Regions from separate parts of the Homo sapiens genome. Here region 2 is linked to region 1. Evidence: chromatin loops called from intact Hi-C (ENCODE). Cell type or tissue: heart left ventricle. All regions are shown on one strand. Links, peaks and the distances in the headings refer to the core of each region. The heading gives the core; the rest is flanking DNA.

The links. Hi-C counts contacts between places; a loop is a spot of excess contacts. Peaks named below come from ENCODE experiments on the same cell type or tissue, not always from the same donor. Only the 100,000 strongest peaks of a DNase experiment are listed, where the experiment ranks them.
Region 2: a loop joins it to region 1, with 3 times the contacts of the local background. A loop is called at or near these places in 49 of 110 quality-filtered maps.

What each region holds. Positions count from the first base shown.
Region 1 is chr7:135,674,814-135,691,506 of GRCh38, reverse strand. STMP1 (short transmembrane mitochondrial protein 1) reads right to left here. Exons shown (of 3, transcript NM_001130929.2): 3 at 15,091-16,693. It overlaps SLC13A4 (solute carrier family 13 member 4), which reads left to right. Exons shown (of 16, transcript NM_001318192.2): 13 at 182-306; 14 at 5,824-5,985; 15 at 7,246-7,383; 16 at 9,807-10,276. The coding sequence ends at 9,944. It overlaps LOC105375521 (a long non-coding RNA gene), which reads right to left and starts at 4,496. Exons shown (of 5, transcript XR_928021.3): 1 at 4,185-4,496; 2 at 2,479-2,603. In heart left ventricle, for the core only: no CTCF peak of the experiment used is centred there; a DNase peak (open chromatin) is centred at 12,499.
Region 2 is chr7:135,783,541-135,800,233 of GRCh38, reverse strand. No RefSeq gene overlaps it. Among named protein-coding and RNA genes, the nearest start is that of FAM180A, 43 kb to the right of the region's middle. RefSeq lists silencers at 940-1,160, 15,484-15,666. In heart left ventricle, for the core only: no CTCF peak of the experiment used is centred there; no DNase peak of the experiment used is centred there.

The sequences.
Region 1 (16,693 bases), core at 10,105-15,104:
ATACCCAAATCAGACTAATACTCCCAAAGAGATTTACCAAGGTCCTTCAGATTCCCACCCCCCTCCCGGCCCCCGCCCCAAATAGCAGTATCCCAAATCATCCACTTCACCAATTAGGCTCCTGTCTCCACAAATCACGTCCATCAGGGTTTATCTGGCTTTACATCTCTCTCTAATCCAGGAGAGAACCAGGAGCACTCACTGGGGACCGAGCCCATCATCACGTGGAAGGACTTCCAGAAGACCATGCCCTGGGAGATTGTCATTCTGGTTGGGGGAGGCTATGCTCTGGCTTCTGGTAGCAAGGTAATTCTTGAATTCTGTTTTTTTGGGGTTTTTTTTTTTGAGACAGTCTTGCTCTGTCACCCAGGCTGGAGTGCAGTGGCACAATCTCAGCTCACTGCAACCTCCGCCTCCTGGGTTCAAGCGATTCTCTTGCCTCAGCCTCCCAAGTAGCTGGGATTACAGGCGTGCACCATGATGCCAGCTAGTTTTTGTATTTTTAGTAGAGACGCGGTTTCACCATGTTGGCCAGGCTAGTCTCAAACTCCTGACCTCAAGTGATCCACCTGCCTCGGCCTCCCAAAATGCTGGGATGACAGGCATGAGCCACTGCACCCGGCTTGAATTCTGTTCTTATGGGTCAAATACTTTTCCAGCATCTTTACCTAATGAGTCATTATGGGCATGGGAGGAAAGACTCAAAGCAGCTGAGAATGTTCACAGAGTCCCTGGGAAGGGAAACAATAGAGCAGGATGGATGTCCTCTGCTGCCCTAAGCTTCTCAGCGCTACTAGGAACAGAGGAACAGATGGGCTGTGCCACACAGTCATGACACATGGGCATTGATAGTTCATCTATGGGGCCCATGCTGCTACAAGCAAAAGGTTTATTGGAGTTTGCAGCCATCTCCTTCTGGGATTTGACAGTGGCAATAGGAGATGGTAACAGGAGATAGACATAGGTAATAGGTAATAGGAGTGGTAATAGGCGATCTCTGTAAGGGACCAGAGATGCTCCAAGTGACACATGGTGAACTGTCTGTCCACAATACATAGACTGAGCCCCTTTGGAAAATCTAGGCTAAAGCTGATGTAAATGCTTCTTGATTTTCTGACTGGGAGGATTTTGGATGAGATCTTTTAAGTGGGGTGGGGATGTGAGGGGATGATTGAATTTCCTAAAGTGTTAGCCCTCCATAAAATAGAAAACAATCTTAAGAATGAATTAGGTTAAGGTTCAGACTATTTCTCCCTCCATCTCATCTACATGCATTATCCCATGCTAAACTTGGTTCTCTTTTTTTTTTTTTTTTTTTTTTTTTTTGAGACAGAGTCTCACTCTGTCACCTAGGCTGGAGTGCAGTGGCGCCATCTCTGCTCACTGCAACCCCTGCCTCCCAGGTTCAAGCAATTCTCATGCCTCAGCCTCCCAAATAGCTGGGATCACAAGCACACGCCACCACACCCAGCTTAATTTTTGTATTTTTAGTAGAGATGGAGTTTCACCATGTTGGCCAGGCTGGTCTTGAACTCCTGGCCTCAAGTGATCCACCCACCTTGGCCTCCCAAAGTACTGGGATTACAGGCATGAGCCACTGTGCCCGGCTTGGTTCACTTTTCATGGCCCAAAATACTATCTGCATTATTAATAATAAGGTCACAGAATACTCCACTAAGGAGAACCTTAGAAAACAATGAGTCCTATCTCCTGCCCATGGTGAGATTCCCCTCCATGGCACTTCTGGCTTGGACACTTCCAGTGACAAGGTACTCCCTGGGCAGGGAACAAAGAATAATTGTTCCTTATTTTCAGCTCAGGTCTTCTGCATGTTGTCTGTCCACTGTTGGCTCTAGCTCTGTTCTCTGGGACCCTCTCCTAGATAATAATTATTAACATGAAAAAATCAAGTAGTAGTGACCCATACCATCTGGTCTCTCTCCTCAGGACTCACTACACTTGGCCTTATTCAAACATAGTCTATGGGGTGGTCAGTCTACTGCCAAGTAGAGTAGTTATATTACCCAAGCCCCATCTCTCACCTCTGATTCAAGCAGCACCCTGCATTTTTATGGAAGCTTTTATAAAGCATCCTTGGCACTCATGTCAACAATTATATTAAAACTGCAGTCAATTAGAACCCTTCATTCTTTTTAACTGTTCATCATTACTGGACCTTCACCCCATCCTATATATATGCCATCAATATTTCTCATTCCAAGTTCGGGATATTTATATTTATCTTTATTGAATTTCAGTTGTTAGTTTTGGCCTCTGACAAGATTGGCCTGGCAAGATTTTATTTTTTTTTTTAACCAAAATTGGGCTGGGCACAGTGGCTCATGTCTGTAATCCCAGCACTTTGGGAGGCCATGGCGGGAGGATTGCTTGAGTCCAGGAGTTTGAGACTAGCCTGGGCAACATAGTAAGATCCTATCTCTACAAAAACAAAAGTTAGCCCAGTGTGGTGGTGCGTACCTGTAGTCCCAGCTACTCAGGAGGTTGAAGTGAGAGGATCGCTTGAGCCCAGGAGTTCAAAGCTGCAGTGAGCCAAGATCCCACCATTGCACTCCAGCCTGGGAGACAGAGGGAGACCCTATCCCCTGCCACCAAAACAAAAAACAAGAACAAAAACAAAAAAAAAACAATAAAAACAAAATTGTGCACATATTAGAGATAGTACAGTTATTTCTGTAAAGCCTACTGCCTCTACTAATTTTAATAATAATTTAGGTAGCATATATGTGATTCCTACAGAGTTTGAAATAATTTCAGTTTTGACATTAGTGAAGAAAATCCATTGTAAAATGTTTTCATACCAAGAGTTTAAAGAATTAAGACTTCCTTTGATTGTGTTTTTGTCTAACTTTGAAGTCTAATTTATTTCAAATCATAGTATAAAATAGTTCTGCTGGAAAAATAATTGCCAATAAATTATTTCACTTTACTAGGCCGGGCATGGTGACTCACGCCTGTAATCCCAGCACTTAAGGAGGGTGAGGCAGGAGGATCACTTGAGGCCAGGAGTTTGAGGCTAGCCTGGCCAACATGGTGAAACGTTGTCTCTACTAAAAATACAAAAATTAGTTAGGCGTGGTGGCGGACACTTTTAATCCCAGCTACTTGGGAGGCTGAGGCAGGAGAATCACTTGAACCCAGGAGGAGGAGGTTGCAGTGAGCCGAGATCGTGCCACTGCATTCCAGCCTGGGTGACAAAAGCAAAACTCCAGGGACTGGGCACAGTGGATCATGCCTGTAATCCCAGCACTTGGGGAGGCCAAGGTGGGTGGATCACCTGAGATCAGGAGTTTGAGACCAGCCTGGCCAACATGGTGAAACCTCGTCTCTACTAAAAATACAAAAATTAGCCGGGTGTGGTGGCACGCGCCTGTAATCCCAGCTACTTGGGAGGCTGAGGCCAGAGAATTGCTTGAACCTGGGAGGCAGAGGTTGTGGTGAGCCGAGATCGCACCACTGCACTCCAGCCTGGGCGACAGAGTGAGACTTCCTCTCAAAAAAAAAAAAAAATTTAGCCGGGGATGGTGGCACATGCCTGTAATCCCAGCTACCCAAGAGGCTGAGGCATGAGAATCATTTGGACCCGGGAGGCAGAGGTTGCAGTGAGCTGAGATGGTGCCACTGCACTCCAGCTTGGGTGACAGAGCACAACTCTGTCTCAAAAAGAAAAAAAAAATTATTTCACTTTACTTACCAGTACTATTTGGATAACGTTAAGTAAAACTCCATCTCTTTATATAATGTACCATTTCCATTCAACTAACTGCTGTTCCTCCCCTGCCTCTGTCCAATGAGCAAGGTTTAATGTGTTACCAGAGGGAACAATTAAAGAGTTCCTGGAGGCCTTGGGGCTCTGAAACAAGCATTAATTGATGCAGTCTGCACATATTGGGTTTGTAAGCTCTCAGTGAGTTGAGAGGAAAAAAAGGAAGAAAAGTTCTACAAGGTGAAGTGGCTACAACAGAGAGAATTCTGAAGGCCTTTGGTCCTCAGTTGTCTATGAGCTTGCCAGGAGGTGGCCAGGGTACTGTAGAGATGAAATGAGCTTTTGATGAATTTGGAAGAGAGGAGAAAAAGTAACATGCTGGCAGTGTAGGGAAGGCGGTATTTAATAGTAAAACATGTGTAGCAGGACTTAAGAGCTTGAGGAATCATAAATGTCTCACCTTCCTTTCTGTCCCTGCTCTCCATATTGTCATTGCATTCGCAGTTTCTAGGGTACCATGGGAAAAGGCAGAGCCTGTCACCATAGAAGAGAGAGAGGAAGGGAGGCAGGATGCATATGGCAACCTGGAGTTTTTAATACAAAACTCAATGATACCTTTCATTTTTTAGGAGAGGGAGGTAGCCCTCCCTATTTGCAGGTGAACATCTTCCAACCAAATGAATCATTCCAAGTGGGAATATTTATTCATTTATTTTTTATTTTTTTGAGACAGAGTCTCACTCTGTCACCCAGGCTGGAGTGCAATGGCACAATCTCGGTTCACTGCAACCTCTGCCTCCCGGGTTCAAGCAATTCTCCTGCCTCTGCCTCCTGAATAGCTGGGATTACAGGCGCGTGCCACCACACCTAGCTAATTTTTGTATTTTTAGTAAAGGTGGGCTTTCACCACATTGGCCAGGCTGGTCTCAAACTCCTGACTTCAAGTGACCTACCTTCCTCAGCCTCCTAAAGTGCTGGTATTACAGGTGTGAGCTACCTCACCCAGCCAGAATGTTCATTTATTTAAGTGGATGTGTGTAACTGTTGCTAGTGGAATAAATTCAGGACGGTCAATATGCCTTCATATCTGTGTCTTCAAAAAGCACTGGCAGGCCAGGTGCGGTGGCTCACACCTATAATCCCAGCACTTTGGGAGACCAACGTGGGAGAATCGCTTAAGCCCAGGTCTGTTTGAGACAGGCCTGGGCAACATGGAAAGACTCTGTCTCTACAAATAAAAAGAGCAGGGCGTGATGGTATGTGCCTGTGGTCCCAGCTACTTGGAAGGCTGAGGTGGGAGGATTGCTTGAACCCAGGAGGTTGAGACTGCAGTGAGCTGTGATCATGCTGCTGCACTCATCCTGGACCCTGGGCAATAGAGCAAGACCCTCCTCTTAATTAAAAAAAAATTCCTGACAGATAGTAGAACTAATGTCAGCCATGATGAGATTTGAACCTAAAACAGGTTGGGGCTGAATGACCAGCCTCTATGGCACTTAAGAGGCACCTTCTCCACTAAGTGGAAATAGACTTTTATCCCCCTCTACTTTATTACTCCTGTAAAACCTCCAGTGCTCAGCCCTGCCTGTTCATCTCCTTAAAAACACAGGAAAGGCTACTATCCACAGATGTTGATAAATTTTTCCCTTTTTTAGGTAACAAAATAAACTGGTTTCAAAAGCAGATTAAATGGCTATACTTGGCACTCTGTGAAGGGCATTGTCGAATCAATGCACAGGGTAAGGATGTCAGAGGCTAGAGAAAGGGTAACGAGACTGAAGTTGAGGAGCAAAGATCTCCAACCTCTGACAAGTTGTCATGGCAAAGTCCTAAGAAGGATCATGGCAATTAGGGTGGCTCTCCATGTCCCATGACGAAACCCAAACACTGAATGTTGTGCAATCATAAAAACCAATTTTCTGAACTACAAAAATGATCGAACCATAAAAATCAGGAACACCTCTGGTTCCAGTCAGACTAAAGATCAGAGGATCCCTGGTCGTCCAGCCTTCCAACATCCCTGACCTTCTGAAGTCTAAGATCTCTAGCTGGGATGTGCTTCTTCTCCTTTCTTCTTACTGTAACACCTCTTCCTACAGAGCTCTGGCCTCTCTACATGGATTGGGAACCAGATGTTGTCCCTGAGCAGCCTCCCACCGTGGGCTGTCACCCTGCTGGCATGCATCCTCGTGTCCATTGTCACTGAGTTTGTGAGCAACCCAGCAACCATCACCATCTTCCTGCCCATCCTGTGCAGCCTGGTGAGTAATGCGGAGCTCCCAGACATCCAGACAGGCTGTCCCAGGGGCCTGGAGTGGCAGGCCTGGCTCAGGGCAGCTTCCGTAGCTGTAGGCTCTCCTCTGGTTACTGCCCACAGCCTTCACTAATTGGTGTTCAATTCCTATTTTGAAAAATGAAGTTTTTCAAATAGCAACTAGTAAATAAAAAGATACACTAATAAATCATAGCAAGAGTTCTAGAAACCTTTGTCCAAAAGAGTAGGATTAGTTTAGGGGCAGCCCTGAGTGGAAACCAAAGAACATACAAAATAATATTCAAACCCTATCATTTCAATTCCCCGCAATCATTATCAACCTTTCTCTCCTGAGATAAAACCTGAGTAGGGCCAAAGAGGTAGCCACAGAAAATGGAGGTAAAACACACACAGCTGAAAAGACTGAGCTCACAACTCAGACAATCATCACAGCCTCCACTGAGTTTCACTGTCCTCCGGGAAGTTCTGAGGATTGGGAGCAAGGTCAGCTTTGCTCCACAACCTCAGACCAATTTGTTGTGAATAGAATAAGGGAGGGGAGCAACGGCCAGATCTTAGCCTGGCCAAGCAGCCGGAAAGGTGATGCATCTGACCCAATGCTTCATCTGTCCCATTCTGGGAGGCAGAATCCAGGAAATGAAGGCCCCTCCTGACCCCAGCAACATAGTCTCCTACTGCTCTTTCTAACCCCAGAGCCATACTCTCTGCTCATTGCTCAGATGACCCCAACTTCTCCCTTCCGTCATCTTGCTCCTGCGAGCAACAGAGTGCAGTTAAAACTTGGCAACATTGAGAGCAGGACCATGGATTCAAATCCCATATAAAACAATTATCTTCCCTAGGAAAAAAAAAAAAAAAAAACCACCTTAGTTCTGTACCCTAAGACTGAGGAATCCCCACTTCAATCAAAGCAACCTATTCATGAGATTTGAGTTTAAGGAAAGGAAGTCTCAGCTAAAGAATAAAGTTTAGGAACCAATTCCTTAGAATAACACCAAAAAAATCAAACATCCCTTCTAGGGAGTAACTCAAAGCCATATTTCCATGTGGAGCAAGTAAGCAGCATCAGCCTATTCAGGTTGTCAAGGGACTGCATGCCCCAGAGGGCAGAGACCTAACTACCCCTCCACATAGTGTCCTGCTAAGGTTAGCCAGCACCAAGTCATCATTAAAGCATGCTCCTGACATTAAGCACAGGAAATGCAAGCCTAATCTCGTGAATGTTTCTGTGAATTCTCTCTTCTAGTCTGAAACGCTGCACATTAACCCCCTCTACACCCTGATCCCAGTCACCATGTGCATCTCCTTTGCAGTGATGCTGCCTGTGGGCAATCCCCCTAATGCCATCGTCTTCAGCTATGGGCACTGCCAGATCAAAGATATGGTGAGTTGGGGTGCCCTCTCCCTGCCAGGCCCAGCTGCCATGAGGACAGGGATGACAGCTCTGCAGCCTTCTTTCAAAGCTTATTTTGTAGCAGTGTCCCTGGCCTGTCAATGCTAAACCCAGTGTGGTAGCAAGAATAGCACCTATAAAAAGGTTTTTGTTGGTCTATAAGCACCAAGGATAGCAAGAATGTGCTCTCCCCAACCCTTCCCTGGAAGGAAGTGGGTACCTAGGTAGAGAAAGCTGGAACAGACAGGCTGTGGCCCAGTTCCAGAAGGCATGAGCCTGTGCAAACAAGTTTTGCCTTCGTTTCTTCATTAGGCCAGTGGAGACATTCATTGAGAAAGCTACTGGTTTATTCACAGAAGATGAGAATGAGGAAGTGTATGAACCTAGGGTGAAAGGTATTTTGAGAAAACAGGATTCTTCTGCTCAACTCACCCTCCACCCCGGCCCAGGCAAGAAACCCCTGAAGCAACAATGGAAAATGAAGCGTCCACCATTCATTTTCATTTTCAGCTGGGCTCACAAAAGATGGCTTTGAGATATTTTGCTGCTGACTTTAGCACTGGGCCTATCTACCTTCTACTCCTCTACCTATACACCTGCTGCTATACTTAGTATCCAGGGCTGAGCGGGGGGGGAGAGGATGGAAAACACTGATACGAATTACTGATGGTCTGACAATTTTTTTTCATGGGAGCCAAATTTGTTCTCGGGCAGCCCTGTAAAGTAACAAATAGAGGAAAGGAAGAAAAAGTTTCAGGCTGGTGGCAGATATTCAGGTCCTTTTTTATCCTTTTTTTTTTTTTTTTTTTTTTTTTTTTGAGACAGAATCTCACTCTCACCCAGGCTGGAGTTCAGTGGTGCGATCTCGGCTCACTGCAACCTCTGCCTCCCAGGTTCAAGTGATTCTCATGCCTCAACCTCCAGAGTACCTTGGACTACAGGTGTGCGCCTCCATGCCCAGCTAATTTTTGTATTTTTAGTAGAGATGGGGTTTCACCATGTTGGTCAGGCTGGTCTTGAACTACTGGCTTCAGATGATCTGCCTGCCTTGGCCTCCCAAAGTGCTGGCATTACAGGTGTGAGTCACTGCTCTCAGCCTATTCAGGTCCTTTCGACTGTTCGAACTGCTCATCTAAGTCATCCGTGATACTTCCTTGAATGGAGTGTCCCAGCCATCCCTCTCCCCTCCCATCTTACTGCGTAACCCTCAGTCTGCTCACGCTGAGCTCTACCCCAGCTCTCCTGTCTCCCGCTTCCTCTGCTGTGTGCCCCCACCACTGACCCCTAGCTTTCTACACTGGAATCAAATGATCAGAGGCAGTAATTTTCAAAGGTACCAGGTGACAAGAAGTGAGCCAGTCTTGGGCACTATTCCCAGCTTGGGCACTACCTTGACTTCAATTTCCTCATCTGCTAAATGATGAGGTTCCAGCTGGATGCTCCATGGGGTCCCTTTCAACTCTAACACTCCTTAATTTAGCCCTGCTAGAACCTGCCCTCTCACCTGTGGGGAAACATGGGCTGTCCTCCATGCCAAAATGCCCAGGGGGCCCCGACCAGACGGCAGGAGAGAGAGGACACGTCTAGCCATTTGCTTGAAACAATTTCCCAGCATCCACTTTCCCCTTGCAATTTTCCCAACTTAATGCCAGCTAGTGACTTGTCTTGGCTACATGCTATATGCCTGGTTACTCCTTGGGAAGATGCCAGCTATCCTTACAGGACACATTTTTCCATCTGGCTCTGCCAGCCCACCATCTCTCACATCCCCCACTTCAGCCTGTGGGTGTCAATGTCAAGGCAGAAGTGAAAAGGGTCAGTCACTGAGGTGTAATTCCCTCAGAGGAAAGAAGCAAAGGCTCCATTCCAGCTAGCATGCCTGTGTCCCCTTCTTGAGGAAGAGCTGAGCAGAGGCAGCTAAACCGTTTCCCCAAGTGAACTCAAGGTACACTATTTCCATGAGCTGTTCCTTAAAAAAAGGTAACAGTAGCAAAGGCTTCATGTAATATAGCCCCTCGTACAAGTTCCCTGTATTAACGCATCGGGGCTCTGAGAAGTTCCTGCTTTACAGAGATCTGGTTAGTTTTGTTTAGCACATTTCCCTATCAGTGAGCTGCAGAAATACCTCTTCACGTTCCACAGAGTGGGTGTTCCAAGTAACTAACATACCTTCTAGGCTTCCACTTGAAATCTAGTGAGAGTGCTGTAAGCATGAAGTGGAGATGACTCTAATTGTCCCTTTCCCGCCTTTCCACAGTCCTGTGCACCCTACAAGGCAATGCTAGAGCACCCCAGGCAGCAACTGGGAACTAATCTGGGCCACAAGGCATAGGCTGCAGGAACAGAAGGGGGACTTGGGGATCTGTGCTGCTGCTGGTCAGAGTGACTAGGGTGTGCTGGTTTGTGTCCTGCAGGTGAAAGCTGGCCTGGGAGTCAACGTTATTGGACTGGTGATAGTAATGGTGGCCATCAACACCTGGGGAGTTAGCCTCTTCCACCTGGACACTTACCCAGCATGGGCGAGGGTCAGCAACATCACTGATCAAGCCTAACGCCAAGTGTACAAACTGGCCCAACCACAGGAGCTGCCAGTATCCAGCAGTATCTGGACCACAGGCAAAGAAAACCACTAGGACCACCAGGAGCACACAACCCCAGACCCACGCCGGAGGGCATCCCTCCACCAGAAGATTCCGCCACCTCAAGTGAACTGCAGGAATCCTCCAACAACCACAAACACATGCTTCGCTGTTAGTGTCTTCTTCCTGCCCTCAGCACCACAGCTCAAGAAAACCTAAAGTTTCAATACAAGCCATAGGCTCACAGAAAAAGAAAAAGAAAATAAAAATTAAATTAAAAAAAAAGAAGACAAAGAAAACCTAAAGTTGTATCTAGTCTTTGTAATCCATTCATTCTGAAGACAGGAAAAGAAAGCCTGTCTTAGTCACCCTTCGGAGGCTAAGCCTTGCAAACTCACTAGGTTTTATGTTATTCTTAATACCTTCTTAGGAGTAGAAAGATACCCAAGTCATCCTACCAAGGCAGAGTGAAACCAGTGACATCTTTTTTGTGGGAAACCTCACCCAGACCTCGAAACCTAATGTCAGCTCCTTTCTCTCTCTCTCTTTTTTTTTTTTTTTTTTTTTGAGATGGAGTCTCGTTCTGTTGCCCAGGCTGGAGTGCAGTGACACGATCTCAGCTCACTGCAACCTCCACTCCCAGGTTCAAGCGATTCTACTGTCTCAACCTCCTGAGTAGCTGGGACTACAGGCATGTGCCACAACGCCCAGCTGGTTTTCTGTATTTTTAGTAGAGATGGGGTTTCACCATGTTGGCCAGGCTGGTCTCCAACTCCTGACCTCAGGTGATCCACCTGCCTCAGCCTCCCAAAGTGCTGGGATTACAGGTGTGAGCCACCACGCCCGGCCATCAGCTCCTTTCTCTTAAGTGCTTCTATCCTAAGTTCTCTCCACAAGAAGGCATTCTTAGTAGGTCTTCCTCATGGCAATTAGTACTCTTTCATCACCACTTTCATTCCCTTTTAAGCATCTCTCCTCAATGGCTCCCCTTTACCTTGGCACCAAATTCCCATATAGTGTTCCCTTTCAGAAAGAGGCTGGTGTTGTTCTATTAGTCAAAGGAAAGGGAAGTCGGCCGGGCGCGGTGGCTCACGCCTATAATCCCAGCACTTTGGGAGGCTGAGGCAAGCGGACCATGAGGTCAGGAGTTCGAGGCCAGCCTGACCAACAGGGTTTTAGTAGAGTGAAACCCCGACTCTACTAAAAATACAAAAATTAGCCGGGCGTGGTGGTGCACGCCTGTAATCCCAGCTACTCAGGAGGCTGAGGCAGAAGAATCGCTTGAACCCAGGAGGCAGAGGTTGCAGTGAGCTGAGATCGCACCACTGCACTCCAGCCTGGGCGACAGAGCGAGGCTCCGTCTCAAAAGGAAAGGGAAGTCAAGAAAGAAGATACATTGAGATTAACATCTCTCTCTCCACCTGTCACTAACCAGAAATACTATTGCCTTGGTTAAGTTTTGGGAGGGAGGGAAAACTTTCCTATGTGTCTTATAAGGGAAACCAAAACTATAATTAAGACCACAGCATTATTATTATATTAGACTGGCTTGCTTCTGGATTTAATAAGTAGTTTGTTCCTGAGAAAACAAAGTATTAGGTAGTAGCCAAAGGTCCAAACACATCTGTCACTTCCTACACATCCCTACATGAGCCCCTTGAGGGAGAAGAGCTGTCTATGGCTCTTGAAATCCCCCAGCAACTTCTACAATGTGGTAAGCTGTAAATGCTCAATAAACGTGTCCCATGAGAAAACAACTGTCTGGAAATCAAGGCTTCTTTCTCCTCCTGAAGACCATGCCGTTTTCTCCATGATAGATATCCTTGCTACATGACTGGAGATAGCTCTCAATCCCTCTAGTTTGTTAGTGTTACATATTTTTTATTTCTCCCATCAGTTGTTTGCTAAATATATCTTAGGGGAAAGGGAGTCCCCTACAATTACTGCACTGTTTTAAGTGATTTTAAGTTACTACTGATAGCACGTGCTGTTTTCCCACAATAATTTATCTATAAAATCACTCCCTTAATTGATCAAGCATCTGTGAGTTGTAAAATTTCTTTTGGAGCAAAAGAAACCACCACAAACATGTGCTTCAACCACAGAATGTGACTGACCATGGTTAATGGGAACATCAGTGCTTCTGCCCTGTGAGTTAGACCAAAATTATTTGTCCAATATAATAGTTAAGACCTCACAAGCCCAAATGAAATACCAATGTTAGGTACGCTACAGCTGATTTGATCCAGCCAACATCTCTAAAGTCATTTGCTTTAAATTTTCAAGAGTCAGGGTATTACTCTTATTATCAGAGCAGCCAAACATCACATTTATGAACCATCACAGAACACAGATCCTTTGCCCCTAAGTCAGACAATAGGACAAAGGTGCAATCTGTAAGATTCTGGGAGTATAAGTAAAAAGAGAAAGAAAAGTTGATTTAGAATTAAGTGGACTTAGAATTACTGGCCAGTATTCAACTATGTGAGAACCTGACTCACTCCTGAAGGGAAAGCTGTGCCAGCAACTGCTGCCAGGTGTTCCGAGTAGTGAATGCATTCAACTAGCCAATTTAGAAAGAGCGTTTATTTCAGTCTGGTCTACTAAACTGCTCTCAAGCACAGCACTGTTCTTTCCCAGAACTGGAGATTCAAGCCAAGCAAGGTTACCCATTCCAGTGACAGGAAATGGCAAATATGATTAATAACTCCTTGTCATCTAAATCACTCCACTGTTGGATAACTTCTAGCCCTCCTTAATAGTCTTGTGTCTCTTGCAAATATAATTTAATTTTATCTTCTAATATTTTATGGATGATGAAACTGTGAGCCAAAGTCACTAAGTATAGTTGCATCTTATTCTTAAACCAATTCTTTATCAAATTTGCTTAGTCAAAGTTGCCTTTGAAATTCCACTAAGTCAGACATTAAGTACATGGTATACAATCTTTCACATTAGTATTTACATATCACAAACACTCATGTACCATCTTTTAACAAATCAAAAGCAGCTAGTTTTCCTTCCAACATCAGAACAAATCTGTTTGTTCAACCATACAATAAATGAGGTAGTTGGCTTCACATCTGGAGACCGTGATGTTTGAAAAAGTCTCTAAACACTAGAATCACTCTCAATACAGCAAGAAACTCAAACCATTAGAACGCAAAGGGAACCGAGACCACCTGAGTACACAGGTAGCTCAGTGGGGCTGTCCTCACTGAACGAACACTGAACACAATTGCATGCACTATTTACATGGCACCTTTTTTGGTCCCAGTCCTGTACAACTGTGTAAGATGATGCAACTGCACTGTACCTTTCATAAAATCCTCCCACCGAGGCTGTGATTCAGGAAGGCCCAGGACCCAGGGTTTCAACGTCCCACCCTGGGAACTTCCACAAGGTCTCACTGTTCTCAGTTCATTTTTCTTTCCCTGTGCCTTGCAAAACATGCCATATGTTAGGTCTTCAATGCTTGACTAAATACACTGCAACCAGATTTGGGAAAGGTATAAAATGAACACTTGAAAATCTAAGTGTCACAAACTCCCTATTAAGAGCAGGCAAGATCTCAAAATATTTTCCCTTCACCACCCTATTCCTTTCCGCAAGGCGAAGCCCTAATAGTCAATAGGGAAAAAAGAACTCATTCATCTGTAAGGAATGGAAATGCTACATGCAAAACCCAAGACTGGAAGTTTAAGAAAAGCCTCATTTGCTCCAGTACAGTATATAACGTTCCTTCAGGAGGAATAACTCAGAAAAGGCATTAAAAATGTGGGAGACCTCAGCAGAAAAACACCAGCATAGTATCTAGGGAGTGAACGGGTTAGTGGAAATGAAAACATTACACATGTGTACCATGGGTACATATGCTCTATGAGGCAATGTGTATAGACAACTAGAAAAACCACACAGCCTACTTTTCTCTATAGTCACACAAACTCATTGGGTAAATGAGTTAGAAAAAGAGAAATAAAATTGCTCCTTTAAATCAGAATCAGGTAACTGCTTAAATACATAAAATACCAAATCAGAAGAAAAGTCTAAAGATATACTTTTGGTAACTTCATAAAATTCAGCCTCTTTTGACAATTTTAAATAAGGCTTTTTTTCTTGCTTTGTTTTTGTTTTGTTTGGGAGGATTACAGTTTAGGGATAAGCTTTTCAAGTTCACTGTATTTTTCTAGCATCAATCCTGAAGTCTTGTATTTCACATGTCAGAGTAATCTGCACTAGTATTTTGAGCAACTCTCATTTTATGGTCAGATGTGGCAGAAGTTTTCCTAACCATATTAGTAGGAGCTTTCAAACATTTTTTAAAGGAAAAAAAAAAGGCCTGTCTTGTGGTGCTTCTTCCCACCACTCCATTGATCTGTGTGGCAAGGGTTCCTACAAAATTCCCAGGGAAGGGGTAACTTTCAGTGCCATAAACCCCATTCACAGTAAGGATTTTCAACTACACCCTAAAACTATGATGGTTCTGGGCTCCTCCAACATATAGCTCAGTGAAGATCATCTTGCCTGAGAACTCTGAGGTCCTTTTCACTGCTGCCAAGAACATAAAACTAGGAGAGGGTATCTGAATGGTGAATGCAAAGTCAGCCTGCACTGTGTAGCAGTTTACATGATGAAGCCGAATTTAAGAACTGATCTGCTAGATGGATCCCACTGGTAGAAATGATCCCCTTGCCAAGGTTAAGTGTCACCTCTAAAGGAAGCCCTAAGTCCAAATGAGCCTTGTTTACAAGGTATAATATAAAGAGACCTATCCTTCTAATAGCTAAGTGACCTCCAATCCCAAAGCAGCCACTCTGGGAGACCACACACACCACAGCAATGCTATCATGGTTGGTAACAAGGAATCCCTCTTTGGAAACAGCTTTCTAAGCTTCTAGCATTTTTAATACCCGCAAGGTAAACTTTCATCCTTTGAGGCTGTAGTTCATTGTGCTAACAATTCAAGATCAAATCTTGTGAGCCAGATGGTACAATCCAGGTGGATACTGTAAATTTTCATCAGTATCAAAAACAGCGACTACAGAATAATGACAAACTTTTTGTGTGGTTCATAAACTGATTCCAAAAGTGACTGCAGAACTAGCCAAAAAGCAACAAGTTTGTACTAATAGCTACTATTTATTAGATAGTCTGCAAAGCACTGTGAAACATTACATACATTATCTCAATTATTTTTTATGAAAACCCTATGAGGTGGATATTTACGTCCACGTCTACAGATAATGCAAGAGTTTCTGAAAGAATAAGCTACAAACCCGTGACATGCAATTTACCTATTAAATGAATCTAAAAGTTTAAAAAAGCTGGGCGCAGTGGCTCACGCCTGTAATCCCAACACTTTGGGAGGCTGAAGTGGGCAGATCACTTGAGGCCAGGAATTTGAGACCAGCTTTGCCAACATGGTGAAACCTCGTCGTTACTAAAAATACAAAAATTAGCCAGGTGTGGTGGTGATGCCAGCTACTTGAGAAGCTGCAGCACGAGAATCACTTGGACCGGGAGGCAGGAGTTGCAGTGAGCCAAGACTGTGCCACTGCACTCCAGCCTGGGCAGCAGAGTGAGACTCTGTCTCAAAAAAAAAAAAAAAAAAAAGCCACTTGCCCATGATCACGCTGCTAGGAAAAGTCAAACCATAATTTAATCCTAATCTGTCACACACAAAGACAACATTGACAGGAATAAAACTTACTTCCATGTAGGAGAGATGCAAGTTGTCAAAGAGAAGCAGAATCACTTTATCATATACAGAATCAATGTCATCACTGTCTGAAAAAAGATGCTCTGAACAATTCTTCCAGTTTATTGATTCTGAACCTGCCATGTCTTCAAAAATGGCATTATTAGTGAAGCTGCTCAACAAGTCCTCTGAAACAAAACAGCTAGCGAAATGGGTATTTGTATTTAGTCTAAATTATACTTTTAGGACTTCATCTTATAGCTATACCCTGAATCGATATGCTTAATAACATTAGGATTGAAGTTATCACTGTAATAGCAAAAGAACAACCTAAGCATTCACCAGTAGCAGATTAAATCAATTATGTTATATCTATTCAAAAAAATTTTAGGCAGCCAAAAAAAGAATGAGGTTCCTTGCTACTTACATGCTGGTATAGAATGATCTCCATTAAAAAAGAAAAAAAGAAAAAAAAAAGGCGAGGGCTAGACCTCCATGTATAGTTACTATTTGTGTTACACGTGTTTGTTTAGGCACAGACTCTTTCTCAAAAGTATAAGGCGAAGTGGTAACAGTAACTTGTCAAACAGGAGCCAGGAGCCAGAGAACAGGGGTGGGAGAGGCCCTTTATATGAAATTACTTTTGTATCTTGTCCCATGGCAAAAGTTAATTATTCAAATTTTTTTTTAATTTAAAAACAATACAAGCTGATTATACATTTGACAAATACAAGGAATTTCTGACTGCAGGAAAAAACAAAGCATCAACTACAAAGAGAAGCAGAAATTCTTCTTGAGCTGCTGATTTTACTATACATTTGGGCTATATTTTTTCTTAAGACAATCACTACAAAGTAATAATATAAATACCTTTTTTAATGTGAAAAGGTATAAAATCTCCTTTAAAAACTTTTCACTTATCCATCATATAACATCAAATGTACCTGTAATCCCAAGTATGATTCTTTTGAGAAGGAAAAAAGTCAGATCAAATACATCATTAAGGAAAAACATGCACACTAAA
Region 2 (16,693 bases), core at 4,826-9,825, 110 kb before region 1:
AACAGACATTCCTTCACCATCTACGGAAAGACCCTGAATATTTTCACTGGAAAAGGGCCAGTAGTGAAATTGGCAAACACTCCTTCAACCAGGACAATGCTTCTGGGGAAATGACATTTATTGAGCACCTACTACATGCCAGGCAACTACAAAAGATCTCATTTCACCCTCACAGCAACTCTGTAAAGGAGGCGCTATTGCTGTCCTTTTATAAATAAGGAAACTGGGGCTCTGAGATGTTAAGGGAGTTGTCTAGGACTATATGGTGAGATAGTAACATAGCTGGGGTGACTCAAATCAGAATCTCTCAGGCTCAAAGCACGTTCCTCTCTCTATGTGTCCACACTGCCCTTGATTGAGAGAAGGCAGAGCTCAAAGGTGGCATTTTCATCAGGTTGTGAATCCACTTTCATGTCATATCACTGTGTGAATGGGACTCCCGCATTTGCACAGTGTACAGCCTGTGAACCCTTACCTTACATGGCTGTGTGCATATTTCTTGCCCCTCTTCTCTGTTACCTATACCCCATGGCCATTTTCTCTTCCCCAGACTACACCCCAATGCAGAAACAAAGGTCCAAAGAAAACACTCACTTCCACTTCAGTGAAACACAAATACTTTTCTCCTCAGAGGGTTGAGGAAGGAGAGAGAAAAGATGGTGGCCACTGAAAACAGGAGTGGAGGATGGTCTGGATTCCAGAAGGATGAGGAGCACCCTAAGCAGAAGAAAGAAGGTTCCTCTGTCAGAGAAGTCCAGCAAGGAGGGTGAGCTGCCCCCACAGAAGCCTCTGCCAAGTTCTCCTGTAGACAACGTCCCGGACACGTGTACGTCCCCCTAACCTTCGGGTCAGGAACCTGGGTAAGGGACCGCGAAGGAAAGCTGAGTCCCTGACTGAGTGATAACTGAGCGGAAATCAGTGGGGACATTTCCCTGTGGGCAGCAACAAGTAGTGATGGGGTTCCATGCTGTCCCTGGCCACAGGGAGATGTGCTGTGGGTAAACTACGTACCATAAAGGCAGTACAAGCGGTCCTGGGGATGAAAAAATACCATCTGAAATAGCTGCCACCAAAATTCCTCTTTGAGAGGAAACTCCTTTGTTGGAAGGGTTACTTGGGAAGTACTAGGGTTAAATAGTGAGCCCTTGAGGGGCATGGGTGTGGTGGGCACAAGGTCTGTGAGGAGAGCATGGCCTGGGCTTCCCGTGGTTGGTATGGAGGCAGGGTGGATGGGTGGGAGGAAAGAGGTGAAAAGAAAGACAGGAAGGTGAAGGGGGGTGTCAGCGAGGTAACGGGAAGCTGCCTAGAGAGGCGGAATGCCCCTCTCTGCAAGGAAACATACTCAACCCCCGGCTGTGACTGGGGTGAATGGGACTTTCTGGCGACTTCAGAAGCAGCTGTGGTCACATCTGGGTGGCTGTGATGTGGGACAGAGACTACCTGCAAAGACTTGGGGTCCTGGAGGCTGCAGTGACCCTGACTACATCAGCCCCTCTCTATCCCCAGAGTGGGAAGAAACTGTAGGTTCAAGCCAAGTTTAGCTATTTACTGTGACCTTGGTAGGTCCCTGCTGATAGCTGGCTTATGTAAAATTCAGACAATGAGCAGAGAAAACATAAATTCCAGCACAGGCGAATTTGGAAAATGCTGTATAGAGCAAATCGTGTTGACTTAGCATTTGTGCTTAGCCGAGAAGGTGCTGCCCTGCACGTGCTCAGAGCCCCTCTCCCATTTCACCAACTAGACAAGCCACTCCGCCATCCTGCAGAGAAGCTAAGAGAGGGAAGGGCAGGTTGCTCTCCCATGCTTCTGAACATGTGGAAGAGGCAAGGGAGAAACATGGGGTGAGGAAGAGAGAAAGACTTTCCCTATCCGAAGAGCAAACCAGTCTGTGTATGTTTGCCTCCAGTCAAACAGCTTCTAAATACTGAAGAGTGCCAGAGGACTATTTATTTTGCCACTTACAAGCGATCAGAAAAAAACCTTTTATTTACATTGTGGAGGCTCAAGGACCCTGAACTTATTCTTAGGCTATTAAAATAATTTTACTATTTTGGCAACGTCTAAATGCAAGTAATTTAAGACACCCCTCTGCCTAAGGCTAACAAAATCATTGTGGTATAACTATTAGTTTGGTGCTAAAAGTAATTGTGGTTTTTGCCATTAAAAGTATTTGTAGAACAAACCAATTACTCTTGCACCAACTTAATAGCATTGGATCCACTAACCTGGAAACACCACACCAGAGAGGTGCCTGACTGCAAGGAGAGCACATGGTTGGCACATGCCAAATGTTTGTGGAAGAAGCTGGGGAGTCCCCAGCAGCTGAGATGGATGGTGATCATCAACTTCCGAAGTGTTAAAGAAAACTGAAGGGTTCTGGCCAGGCGTGGTGGTTCACACCTGTAATCCCAGCACTTTGGGAGGCTGAGGTAGGCGGATCACCTGAGGTCAGGAGTTCTAGACCAGCCTGGACAACATGGCAAAACTCCATCTCTACTAAAAATACAAAAATTAGCCGGGTGTGGTGGTGCATGCCTGTGGTCCCAGCTGCTCGGGAGGCTGAGGCCAAAGACTCATTTGAACCCAGTAGGTGGAGCTTGCAGTGAGTTTAGATTACACCACTGCACTCCAGTCTGGGCAACAGAGTGAGATTCTGCCAAAGAAAGAAAGAAAGAAAGAAAGAAAGAAAGAAAGAAAGAAAGAAAGAAAGAAAGAAAGAAAGAAAGAAAGAAAGAAAGAAAGAAAGAAAGGAAGGAAGGAAGGAAGGAAGGAAGGAAGGAAGGAAGGAAGGAAGGAAGGAAGGAAGAAAACTGCAGGGTTTTGAAGGCAGGTGGCACTGTCCTGTAGGAGACTGAGGGTGGAACTTGTCCTTGAAAGCTCCCCTAACCTACTGAAAGTGGAATGAAGGGCTTGGATCCAAGCCTTTCAGAGGCAGCCAAGATCTTCCCAGTCCCCACGATGGGTTTCTTTGGTATGCTTGTTTGCTTTTCTTTGATTCTGATGTTCAAAGGAAATAGGGTGTGTTGATGTTTTAGGTGAACAGTGTGCTTTCTGGGTGACCTAATTTATCTAGCAGTGGAATGAAAAGGAAGAGAATGGGCAGAAAGAATCAAAGCCCATGGCCTACCTCAATAGAAAACGTGTGAGTTTTTCATATAATGTTATATGAACATGAATCTGCCATTCTGCTGTGCTGTGTCTTCCATCTGTTACTTTCTAAACTGTGGACAAGAAAAATACAACTGGCGTGAAGAATGAATGTTGCACAGGGTAGGGATGAGGGGTTGGTACATAGGAAGAGAATATGCTTGACACAGAAAAGAACTAACCATATACCTTATCTCATTTAATCCTCACAACAACCAGAAGGGCAACTAGTACATAAACAAATAAAAGCAAAACAAAGCAAAACAGGCCCAGAGAGAAAAGTCCCATCACTGGGAAGACCTAAGATTTGGGTCCAGGCCCGTCCAATGCCAGAGTCCTTTCTCTTTCTAATGCCTCGTGAAGGCAGTGATGACTCTGAAAATTACAAAACAGTCCTCCCTTGTTCAGGAGTTCCTGGTGTATCTACTTCAGACCAAATGCACTTATTCCTGGGAATTATTCAAGGTCTCGTCTTTTTTAGAATAGGTACAATATGGATGAGATCTTTTTAGCTAGCCTGCTTAGAGCAATCTAACTCTTAGGTCATACTCTTTCCAATATAGTAATAGACAAGGTGTTTAAGGGGATTTTGATCTTAAGAAGGTTAAATTTCCACATCTAAGTAGCTGTGGTATGTTGGAACAAGGGGGTTGTTTTGCCTTCTAAAACAGTCCAAAGCTGAGAAAGCAGATTACTGAGGCCCTGCAAGTTGACACATGCCTCTGAGTCCAGAAGTTGGAAAAAAGCAAGCAAAGAAGTGAGCCAGAGAGAAGAGTGTTAGACTGCCCCTTATTTTCACTTCATCTGACTTGGATTAGTCTTTAATTGAAGTCTCTGCTGAGATTCTGTCTGCGCCAGTCTGAAACAGCCTGTACACTAGTCAGCCATTCAACTGTTCTCTTTATAAATGCCATTTTCCCCTGTATTTGCTGAATTTTCATTCTTCATTCAAATGTTTGGGTGTCTGCATGTTTAATGAACACAGATGCCAGGGTTCTCTCAGAGCCAAATATTTGGATTACAAAACATTGAGGATATCCACATAGTTGGCTTCTCATTCACATATGTGACATTGTGTACAGACAGTTAAGTTTTAATAATAAAGTCTAAGAATGGATAGGGCTGGCTGTTCGTAGGGGAAAATAGTGCTGCACCTAAATCAGTGTGTATTTTTAGAGCTAGTGAACATTTTTATGAGGCTGAAGTTTTACTTGGTCTCAGGTCTGCCATCACAGAGGGCCAAAGTAGGCCCGGCCATGTGGCCAGGGTGAGACCACAGCTTCTGGGGCCAAGTTGAACTCAAATTTTACCTGACGCAGCCAAGAACAGGAAGACCCAAGGCAAGTAAAACTATGTTCTAAGGAGTTTTTTGGACCAGGCTAGAGAATCCAAATTCTACTGTCGGAAACAAAGCCAAAGGGGGTAAGGAATCAAGTGTAATCAAAGATCAAAAGAATGAGGAAAGAGACCCAAGATCATTTCTATGAATGGAGCTGAAGTGATGAGCCTTGATGTGACCAGAGTCAGGCCAGGTGTTGGTCTGAGGGTGTGGATTTGGAAAGGATCAATTTGCAGGGCATGGATTTTCTGGGCCTGTTCAGGGGACTTACCTGGCACTGTGATTTGAATATCTTGTCCCCTCCAAAAGTCGTGTTGAAATTTAATCATCAATGTGGCGGTCTTGAGAGGCAGGGCCTTTAAGAGGTGATTGGGTCATGAGGGCTCTGTCCTCATTAATTAATTGATCCATTAAAGGATTAATGGATTGATTAATGGCCTAACATGGGAGAGGAACCAGTGGCTCTATAAGAAGAGGGAGGGAGACCTGAGCTAGCACACTCAGACCCCTCCCCATGTGATGTCCTGTGCCACCTCAGGACTCTTCAGAGTCCCCACCAGAAAGAAGATTCTCACCAGGTGCAGCCCCTTGACTTTGGACTTCTCAGCCTCCAAAACTGTAAGAAATAAATTCCTTTTCTTTATAAATCGCTCTGTTTCCAGTATTCTGTTACAAGCAACAGGAAAAGGACTAAGACACCTGGTCACAGAGCATGACAGCTGACAAGACTGCTGCAGGCCAGTTGCAGGCTGACAAGGACAAATGGTTTCCTTTGGTGTCATCCAGGCCAATGCATCAATTGATGTCTTGTCTAATAGATGAAAAAGGTATGAAAAAATAAATCAATGCCCAAGAACATAACCTCCATTAACTTGCAGTTCTTGGAGGAGGGAAGGAAACATAGTCTGGTCTGGAGATAGTGTAACTAATAGTTAAAATCATGGATCTCAGATTCAGATGGACCAGGATTGAAACTACAGCTCTGCAACTTGGTGTTTGGAGAGAGGAAACTAACCTCTCTGAATCCTCAGGTGTCCCATCTGTAAAACGAGCATAACGATGGCATCTACTGCACTGGAATGTGATGAAGCTTGAAGGGCATGAAAATAGCTAGTGTTTATTGAGTCCCTACAGGGCTGTGCTCTTACAGGTATTATCACATGCTTGACAAATAGCAAGAACTCAAACGTCAGCTATAATAACTGCCTACATTCTAAAACATTAACAAAGGAAATATAGTACAAATAGTTCCAACCAAGCAACACAAAAGTATAGTTTTTAAACTGAAATCATTATCCATGAAATGTTAACAAAACATCTTTATAAAGGCTATGTTTGAGGAACAGTGCTGGATGCTATAGGAAATGCAAAGTTAAACCAGGCACGGTCTCTGCTCTTCAGGAGCTTCTAGTCTACGAAGGAAGATAAACACAAAATTAACTGGTTGCTACCATGTATGAGAATATATGTATGCTAAAATCAAGATACAAGTAGTACATTGGGAGCAAGAGGGGGAAAGGTTTTTTGTATCTGGATGAGAAAACCGAACTTCATGGAGGAGAGGAAGGAAGAGTGTGGCAGACCCTGATAGTGAGCTCTCCCAGTAGCCAGTCCCAGCTCCTTTCCCTCCTTTCCCTTTCCCTCTTCCAACCAAATACTCACTTTCCCAGCCTCCCTTGCAGCTAGCGGGGGATAGCCATGTGATACAAGGCTACACATGACACTTAAGAGGAAGATTATTGGAGCTTCAGAAAAGGGTTTTACTATTTGATAAAAAGGAAAGTCATCAATAATGACAGGTTTGCCCTTCTTCCTACTTTGAACATGGACACAATGCCTAGAACTGTAACACTTTATAACCATATTGCAACAAGCCAACTTGCCAAGATGACAGAGAAGACAGATCGAAAGGGTCTGGGTCTCTGATGCCAGGGCTGAGCTGCTGCAGCAGCCTGAAGAGCTCACCTCTGGAATTGTTGTTATGGGTGTGATTTTCCCTAAGTCAGTGCTGGTTCCGTGTGATGTTACTTGCGGCTGAATGCCTTCCTAACAGATGCAGAGGATACAGAGCAAAAGCACAAAGGTGGGAAAACACAGGACACTTTCAAGGAAAAGCAAATGCACTCCGAGTTTTTGGAGCATAAGAAGCCAAGAGGGAACATAGAAAACAAGGCTGGAAACGTAGGCTGGGGCCTTGCATAGCATGGTAAGATTTGGCAGTGGGGGAGCTGACAAGGTTTTTTGTGTAGGAGAATGATGTGAGAAGAACTGCAGTTCTAGAAGATTAAACTGGGTGGTTTGGCTTGGAAGGTAGGGGTGCTGGAAGCTGGGAGAGCCTTTGGTTAGCATGCTATCTCAAGCATTCATGGAGAATGTGGGGAGAGGCTGGCCATGGGTGGTGGAAGTGGGAAAGGAGGAGATGAAGGTGCAGAGTGATTTCCCTTTGAACTTTTCCTCAATCACAGAGAAGTTCAGCTCTCGAAGCAGAGCTTGAAAGGGGCCTTTTTATGGATTAGCTATATTCCACACCAAAAAGTGCTCTTACAACTCACTATTTCTCTTAATATACAAAAATGCTCTGAACTTGGCCAGTTACTGTATCCCAGCACGTGCAAAGTGACTTGTCAGGGCCATCCTCTCACTAATGCATCCGTTTACCACGTGGAAATGATCTGCGGTGTGACAAGGAAGCTGGCAGTCAGGCACATCTGTGCATGTGGCCCTCAAGACATATTTGCTAAAGGGCAGGGCGTGGTGACTCACACCTGTCATCCCAGCACTTTGGGAGGCTGAGGCGGGTGGATCACTTGAGGTCAGGAGTTTGAGACCAGCCTGGCCACCGTGGTGAAACCCCGTCTCTACTAAGAATACAAAAATTGGCTGGGTGTGGTGGCACACACCTGTAATCCCAGCTACTCAGGAGGCAGAGGAAGGAGAATTGCTTGAGCTCAGGAGGCAGAGGTTGCAGTGAGCCGAGATCACACCACTGCACTCCAGCCTGGGCAACAGAGCAACACTCCATCTCAAAAAAAAAAAAAATGTATATTTTAAAATGGCAATTTTATAAGTTTTACCTCAATTTTTTTAAAGTGCTGGGAGCAAGAAAGAGGGAAAAGAAAATAAAGGGGACCCTCTACAAAGGCATCTGAGGAAGTAGCATAGTGTGGCGAAAGACCAAGACTGAGAACACTCTGACTCTGTCACAACCACACGTGACTTCAGGCAACTCATCTCCCCAGCACAGCCTCGTTTTCTCATCTATGAACCTGAAAGGGCTTAGAGCAGCCAGCTCCGAATAGACCCTATATAGATATTAGTTATTGCTGTGAATTTATTATTAAGTTTATGAATAGATATGTTCTTCTCTAATGACCTTCCCAGATGCATCCTGGCTTTTAAATCACTGGCTCAATCATCACCAACTTCCAAGACAAAATGAAGTGTCAGAGAGGCCCGAAGAGCCTGCTGTTCTAATAAATATTCTCTGTTGAGTGCAGGGAGGGAAAAGGTTCAGCAGAGCCAGCCTTTAGTGAGTCGAGGGGGCGGATGCCATACATGCTTCTGACCAAGGGTGTTAGAAAAATATGGTTTTTACTTCACCACCCTGCAAAGCTAATAAATAACCTACTATGTATGATTCAATATGACAATGGATATAAATATGTGTTGTAAATTCTAAGGCTGTCTATCCCAAGGTAAAAGATGATTTGTAGCCATCCCAGCATTGAAGAGGCAGGAACTGGCTGAGCACGCTGGCTCTGATGAAAACAGCTCCATCCCTGCTGGGAGCACCCGAGGTGAGGGCGGGTGACAGGAGGAAGTTGCAAGACTACTTTCTCTCTTTCTTCAGTTCAGCCCAGAAGGGCTGCAGGCAGCAGTGGCCTCACAGGACACAGCTCCAGCCTCATCTACCAGGCTGTGATCTCCAGGACACAATAGGGCTGTGATGTGACACTGCTCCACCATCCAAAGACCAAAGTACAACGCTCCTCTCCTGCTTCTCTAGGCCATGCTGCAGGGAAGGAATCCAGCTCCCCTGAGGGCAGGGCCAAGCAACACTCACTAGCAGCCCTGCAGTGTTGAGCTGGATGGGAGGCTCCCCTGGGACAATGAGGGTGCCATCTTTTCTTGCCTGCCAATGGTTTGCTGGCCCTGGGACTTCTGTGCACAAGGAAGGGAAATGCACAGATTCATCTAGGTGCGTTTACCTCAACCCCGTGCGTTCTGATACTGCCTACATAGACTTTGCCTTGACCACAAAACACTCATACTAAAAAGAAAAAAAAAAAAAAAAAAAACCAACCCAGGCACTATCATCTGAGGTCCACTCTGCCTGCTTGATCTTCCACCTTCTATAATGGCAAAAATGTGTATGTCTATTGCACTCTCAAACACTTATTAGTATCTACTGTGTTCACCAGCACTTCTCAGCACAGTGGGAGGTTCATAATAACCAGAAGGCATGTTCTCTGCCCTTAAGGACTTCATTTGTTCATTCATCTACTCACTTTGTTTCTGAGCCATCTATTATGTGCTAGCAGCATGAAGTCAACAGAGGAAGGAAAAGTGTTCATACCTAAACCAGAGAATAATCTCAAACAGACATAGCATGTGGGTAAATCATGACAATTGCTGACACAGATGTAAGTTTAGCAACTTGAGCTCATCCTTTTACATGAATTCAGGTACATGAGAATTCAAAGGAACTCAGGTCACCACTGAGTCAAGTGGGCCCTACCTGGTGACTGGCTGCATCAGAATCTCTTGGAGACTTTCCTAAAAATACAGGTTCCTGGGTCTGGGAAATCTGTATTTCTGAAGCTCCCTGGAAATTGCTGACTTGCAGCCAGGTTTAAATACATCCAGTCCAAGTTCTTATTTAAGAGGTGAGGAAGCCACCGTCCAGGGAAGTGAAGTGACTTCCCAAAGGTCACTCAGCACCCTAGAGACTGTGTTGGGACCAGTCTAGATCAGTGGTTTCTAATCCTGGCAGGACATCTGAGTCATTCGCTGGGCCCCAACCCAGACCCACTGATTTAGGATTTCTAATAGAAGAGGCCTGAGCAACGTGGATTTATAAGTACTTCATGAGCTCTTAAAATTCTGATATGTGGCCATCATTGAAGGCTCCTGACCAAGTCTTCTGGTTCTTTTCATCCTCGCACGTGAGGCACCAGATCCTGGCTGAGAATCGGGAGTCATGCATCTGCTGTTTGAGAGGGCCGCCACCAGCGGAGCTTCCCATCAGTTTTGGTGATTTCACAACCGTGGCTCTCCCTCTCTTGAGAAATAAGGTGTCTGCAAAATCAGAAGGCTTCATCATTGCATATTTTGGGGTCTAGTACATTGCCTCTGTTACACGTTGCAACGAGAACACGGTACCCAGAAAGTTAACACAGTTAGGAAAGGGCAAGATATAACCGCTATGTTCCACTTCACCAGCCTACAATGCAAAAGAAAGTCACTTTCTTATAACGCCTCTAACCCCCCAGCTGCCCAAGTTAGTAAGAAGTCAAGGCCTACTTCCAGAACTCCCTTCCAAAAAATATTTCAAGAAACCTCAGGGTTGCATATGCAGACCAAAGGGCAGCTCAGGCTGCTCTCACCACATGGCAGCCAGGGACACAAGCTTTCCTGCTAAAAGCAGATCAGACTTCAAAGGACCATTTGTGTAAAGTTAACAGGCCATCTCTGGAGTCACTGCCACGGATGGGATTGTAATTCAACAATGTGAAGCTTTCACAACACTTGTGGATGATAAATGTCCCTTGGGGCAATCTTCCTGAGACTAAGCCAATGTCACCTACACTAAAAACCTGTTGAGGGAGAGACCCCCCTTTCTGGATGGCCACTGCAAGTATCTTAAAATTCTCAGCAGCTGTGATCTCCAGGGCACCGTATCTGCTCTCACTCCCTCGAATTCGCTCTTTGATGTTGAGCCGGCTTGAACAGGCCTTGAACTTGTGTGGCCATCTAACACTTGCGATGCTTCAGCAGCAACACTTCTATCACATACAGAATTTAAGATTCTGAACACACTCCTAGTTGTCACATGAACCCACATTAACCCAAGACTTCTGACAATGGTGTCATCCTCTTGTCACAGCTGCAAATTTCTTTGGTTTCATTAGCCACTTTTCCTTGTCTCCTTGTTACTTGGCAAGCATTTCATGTGTCACTTGATCTACTCTTTGTCCTTCTAATCATCCTTCCTGTCTAGTGATAATAGTGAGAATTCACTAAATGTCAGCAAACACACAGTAAACTAATAAGCAGTATGGCTGCTATGAAAGGACCTTGTATGACATCCACTAATGCCACTTGTGCAGGGTGGGAAGAGAAGGAACACTTTGACTCTAGCATGGGGCTCTGTGGGTTGGAAGTCTGGAGGTAGAGAGCTTCTGTGCACTACTCAGTCTGCCCAAAAGCCCTGTTCTCCATCCTTGATGCCTCTGCTCCTAAATGATGCTACTTCCAATCCAGGAGCCCAGGAGCCCAAAATAGATCCATTTATCCTGGGAGTCACAGGTAGGGTAATGGAGGCTCCATCCCATAGACATAAAGACAGCCCAAGGTGCAGTGCCACCAAGGACTATACAAAGGCCCGTCATCCCCCAGTGGGGTCCACAGCCATGGTACGTCCTGTGAAAGGGGGAAAGATACTGTGCTTCAAGTGTTACAGTTCTTAATAACCCACTCTTCCCATGCATATCCACAGGAAGACAGACAGACAGACAGACACACACACACATACACATACACACACACACACACACACACACACACACACAGAGCCATTTTATACCCAAAGTCACATTCATGGCTCTAGGATAGACAGGTCAAGGATAGTTCCAGAATCAGCCAAACACCGTGGCCCTCTCTAAACCCTGGGCCAGACTCCCATCCTATGGTGACTTCTCCCTCAGAGCCTCCTGTGCTCCTCTCCTGCCCTCTGGCATCTGCTGGGCCAATTCCATTTATAACATATGTTGTAACAACATTCCACTTTATCCAGAAAGTTTTAAGGTCTCAATGCAGTCCCTCCCTAGAGACACCTGTGTTCCTTATGCAAATGCGCCCCAACTCTCTCCATCACAGCCAACTTGCTTGACATGTGTATTACCAATGAGCCATTCTATGAACTTGCCCAGAACAAGACAAGAGAAAGTAGTTAGGGACATAAAAATTGGAAAGGAAGAAGTCATCACTATTTAAAAATTCTATGATGATACACCAGAAAACTCAAGAAAACTGACAGGAAACCTATAGTAAACAATAAGAATATTTAATAACATAGCAGGCTACAGAATTAATAAACAAAGTAATTACCAGTCAGAAGATATAATAAGGGAGAAAGCCTCCATTTATAATAGGAACCAGAGAGAAAGAAGATAAAATAAACTTAACCCAAAAATTCCACAGCTATAGGAAACAAACTTGAAAACAGTTCTGAAGGAAAAAAGAAATAAGATTTGAACAAATAGATGAACTGTGTTGTGATATATCAATACTCTCTAAAGAAATTCACAAATTAAACATTATACCAATATAACTACCAATAGACTTCTCATTTTCTGGAGCTAGACAAGATAATTCTAAAGTCCTCCAAGAGGAATCAAGTAGGAAAATTCTGAAAAGCAAGAGCAAAGAGTGATATTAATGTACACTGTTGGCTGGGTGCAGTGGCTCATGCCTGTAGTCCCAAAACTTTGGGAGACCAAAGTGGGAGGATCGCTTGAAGCCAGGGGTTCAAGACAAGCCTGGGCAACATAGCAAGACTTAAGCTCTATCAAAAATTAAATAAAACTAGCTGGACATGGTGGTGTGTGCCTACACTCCCAGCTACTTGGGAGACTGATGTGGGAGGATCACTTGAGCCCAGAAGTTCAAGGCTGCAGTAAGCTATGATTATGCCACTGCCCTCCAGCCGAGGCAACAGAGTAAGATCTTGTCTCTTTAAAAAAAAAAAATGCTGTTAAGCCTCAAATTGTTAAATTATGTGGCACTAGACTATAAATCATCAGACAGACTAATGTAACAACATAGAAAACACAGAAATATTCTCAATTACATAAAGATTTGATATATGATAAGTTTGGGAACTCGGTGGGAGAAACATGAACTTTTCAATGAATGGTGCTATTACAACTGGATACACTTTCTGGAAAATGTTTTTAAACCATACCTTATGCCATACACCAGGATAATTTTCAAACGGAACGAGAATTTAAATGTAATGACCAAGAAAGCAACCTACCAGAAAACATGGAGAATTCTTTTATAAGCTCAGAATGGGTAAGACCCTCCCTGAATGATTCAAAATCCAGATGTCGTGAAATAAAAGATATAAAAATTGTACACCATAAAAATTAAAACATCTGCATGGATAAAAATAAAACAGTCAAATGACATATTACAGACAAAGAGAAATGACAAATTGAAAAATATTTGCAACTCACATCCCATTATACGAAAAATTCTTACAAATTGACAAGAAAAAGGCCAAAGACGCAAATAAAACTGGACAAAGGAGAGCCCACCAAAAGGAAATACAAATGTTCTACCTCTGTCATAATAAAAGATGCAAATTAAAGCCAATGAGATGCCAATTTCCCACTTAACAAGTTGGCAAGAATACAAAAGTTTAGTAAGGCAGAAGCCTGTAACTTATGGCTAGTGGGAGTGTAAACTGATACAAACTGTTTGGAAGCAATTTGGCAAAATTTATTAAATCAGAAAGGCATGTTCCTTTTGGCCCAAGAATTCCACTTCCAGGAATTTATCCTACCGTTATTTTTTTAACATGTGCAAAGTGACCTACCTACAATGTTATCCAGAAGTATTGTACACAAGAGCGAAAGACTGTAATCAGCTTAGGTGTACATCAAGAAGACACCGATTTTAAAAACTGTGGCACAGCCACAAAATAGAATGCTATGCAGCTCTAAAAAGGAATGAACAAACTTATCAAGAACTAATGTAGAAATGTCTTCAAGATACGATGTCAAGAGAAAAAAGTAAGGTACAAGAGAGTGTGTAGAGAACACTGCTAGTTGTTTTTTAAAAGTTGGAAGAGGAAAGAATATAGATTCATATTTGTTTGTACCCACTTTAAAAATACCTCTTGATTGGGAGGCCGAGGTGGGTGGATCATGAGGCCAGGAGTTCAAGACCAGCCTGGCCAACATGGTGAAATGCCATCTCTACAAAAGATACAAAGAATTAGCTGGGCGTGGTGGCACCTGCCTATAATCCCAGCTACTCAGGAGGCTGGGGCAGGAGAATCACTTGGACCTGGGAGGCGGAGGGTGCAGTGAGCCGAGATCGCGCCACTGCACTCCAACCTGGGTGACAGGGTGAGACTCTGTCTCAAAAAAATAAATAAATAAAATAAATACCTCTTGAAGTATACCCCCAAAACACTACATAATACTGTGTTTCTGCTATACGAATAGAAACTGGAAAAACTGGAAACAGGTTTATGAAGCAGCCATTTTACTATATCCATGTATAGTTTTCACTTTTGAATTGTGCAAGTATTACCTATTTTTAAAAGCAAATGGTAATTTTTTAAAAGAATATGGTAAAAAAAAAAAAAAAAAAAAAAGAGAGAGAGAGAGATTAAATGATGTTTCCCTTGCTTAACACAAGCTGTTAAAGCCACTCGTAGAAAACATCATAACATGAACTAGGCTGCTCTAAGCACGTCATGTAGGGGCCACTGTCTGGCATTCTACCCTCTCAACCCATGAGGCCCCTACTCCTAGGAGAGAAACAAGGAACTGTCAGCTCACAGTCCCTGCTTTGCAGCCCCACACCAACCAGCCATGAACTGGGAAAAAAAAAAAAAAAAAAGCAAAATTAGCCAGGCCCAAGAAAGTCTTTCTTTGGGAAACTAAAGCTAGTTTCCCAAACTGCATAGTAAACTTTGAATAAGTTTGTGCAAACTCAATATTATGAAGATACAACTATATAATTTGCAACTATATTTTAAGATTTTAAAAAAGTCCTTTTGGAAAAAGAACACAAATGACAAATGCACCTGACATCTCTCACTGGGTTCTCCATAATTTGTACTTTTAAATGTGATGCTGGTGTACTACAGTCTCTTAGAAGCAACATTTTAACTTCGTGGGTGCTCCACTACTTGTGAGCTTACTATTGGACATGGTATGGTTAGTTCTTATGTCTGAGATACCGCAAACATAGGCAAATGTAGGAATGAATATCTATGACAACCGTGGCTATTTAAGCCATTGAAGCAACAAAACATCTTGACCTGGGCTGTCACTCTCTGGGTTAAAATGAAGAAGTTGAGGCATCTGTCTAGTCCTTCACGGATGCCTACTGTTGATCTACCCTACTCTATAGACTTGTGTGCCACTTCTTCCTTCTCCTACTCCTACTCCTTCTTTCTTCTTCTTTTCTTTCTCTTCCTCCTCTTCCTCCATCCTCTCTTCTTCTTCCTCCTCCTCTTCTTTTTCTCCTCCTCCTCCTTCCTTCTAGCTAAGCTACTGCTGTGGTTTTTTCTATATTCCCAGCCAGGTTTCCTAAGGTACCAGAGACAAAGGAGAGAGCAAAGGAGGGGCTGGGAAGGCTGGAGTCTTCTTCCACCTTCCTCCCCACTCCATAGCACTATTTTGCCTTCCTCACCTGCCTAAGCCCTATTCATTCTTAAGATTCAAGAAAGTTGTCACCTCTTTCAAGAAGCCTTCTCTGACTCCTCTCTACAGCATTGAGTGCCTGTCATTATGTTCCTTCATAATTTCCTGTGCCTGTTATCAAAGCATTAATCACCCTGTACTATCATTGTCTTCTGCGTGTCCACTTTCTCCTAAACTGTAAGCTCTTGAAGGCTAGGGGTGCACTTCATTCATGTGAATCCTTAAAGACTAGAATGTATCACCTGGCACAAAGTAGGTGCTCAGCAAACATTCAACACATAAAGGATGAGGTGGGAGAGAGGAAATCTGACCAACCAATGCTTAGGAGGCAACAGGGTGCAAATGTTTCCTTCTGCCATCAGCCAACGCAGGAGGCTAATTAGGGAAGCCTAGGAAGTGCTTGGACTGTCCATGAGATGTGAGTTCTGCTAGCAAATCTTTAAGTGGATCATCTTAACCATCCGGTCCACGGACAGTTAGGCATGACCAGGAGGAGAACAATCGCACGCCCTGTTTTCCCATAAAGCACCTGAGACATAGAACCTGTGCCCACAGGGGCTGAAGGAGCTCGGAGGCAAGCGAGTGCAATGTGACTCTTGGGGGGCCTCTCTGGAAAGCTGAGTCTCAAAGAAAGGAAGTTCAAGAGCTGGTTTGTTACAGAAGTAGTGGGAAGAGGGGACAGGACTAACGGCAAGGTGGCTAGGACCAGCCCATTACAGGGGTAGAAATGAGCCTCTCTCTTCCCCTACCACCTTTCTTCTCCTTCCCCGCTACCACTATCCTGAGACTACGAGGCTGTAAGCTAGAGGCGAAAGATTGTGCAATAAAGCCCAAATTATGATAATGGTAGTGAGAATACAGCAGGAGAAGGAGGAAGACCAAGCAGACCTGAGTCAGGGAGGGAGGAATTGCGTGAGCAGAGGTGGAGAATTCAGATCCTCTCCGGACTAGAACAGAAAGTACAGACCATGAGTAACCGCAAAACAATAGGGTTGAATGGGTAGAGAGCCATCGAGGGGAGAACAGAGGTGGCAATGGGGAGGTATTTTGTGTTCTTAAGTAAGGACATAACAAAAGCAGTGTTTTGATAAGAACAACTTGACAGAGAGATGCAGGGTGGTTAGAGCAAAGCCTCTTAGGAGGCTGATAGACTGATCAAGGATTCTCCACGAAAGCTGTTACAGTGGTGGGGGTTAGAATAAGAGTTAAAGCAAGTGTTTCATTTTTAAGGAAGAAATCATTACTGCCTGGAGGACAGATTAGATATAAGGTGTGACGTGTAAGGAAGAGTTATCATAGAGGATTCCAAAGTTTCTGTGACTTGACTGAAAAACCAGAAGTTCCCTTGGTGGGAACTGGGTAATAGAGGAAGAAAGCTGGGATTTGGGATGGGAAGATAATTAAGGAGCTTAATTAATGAGATTAGTGAGACTGTAGGGAGAAGCACATTAAGGCGAAGGCAGAATCATCTACAGGAAACACCCTCATGTGGTTCTTTACTTGGAGGAAGGAACCTCACATGACTGTCTTTAACATCAAC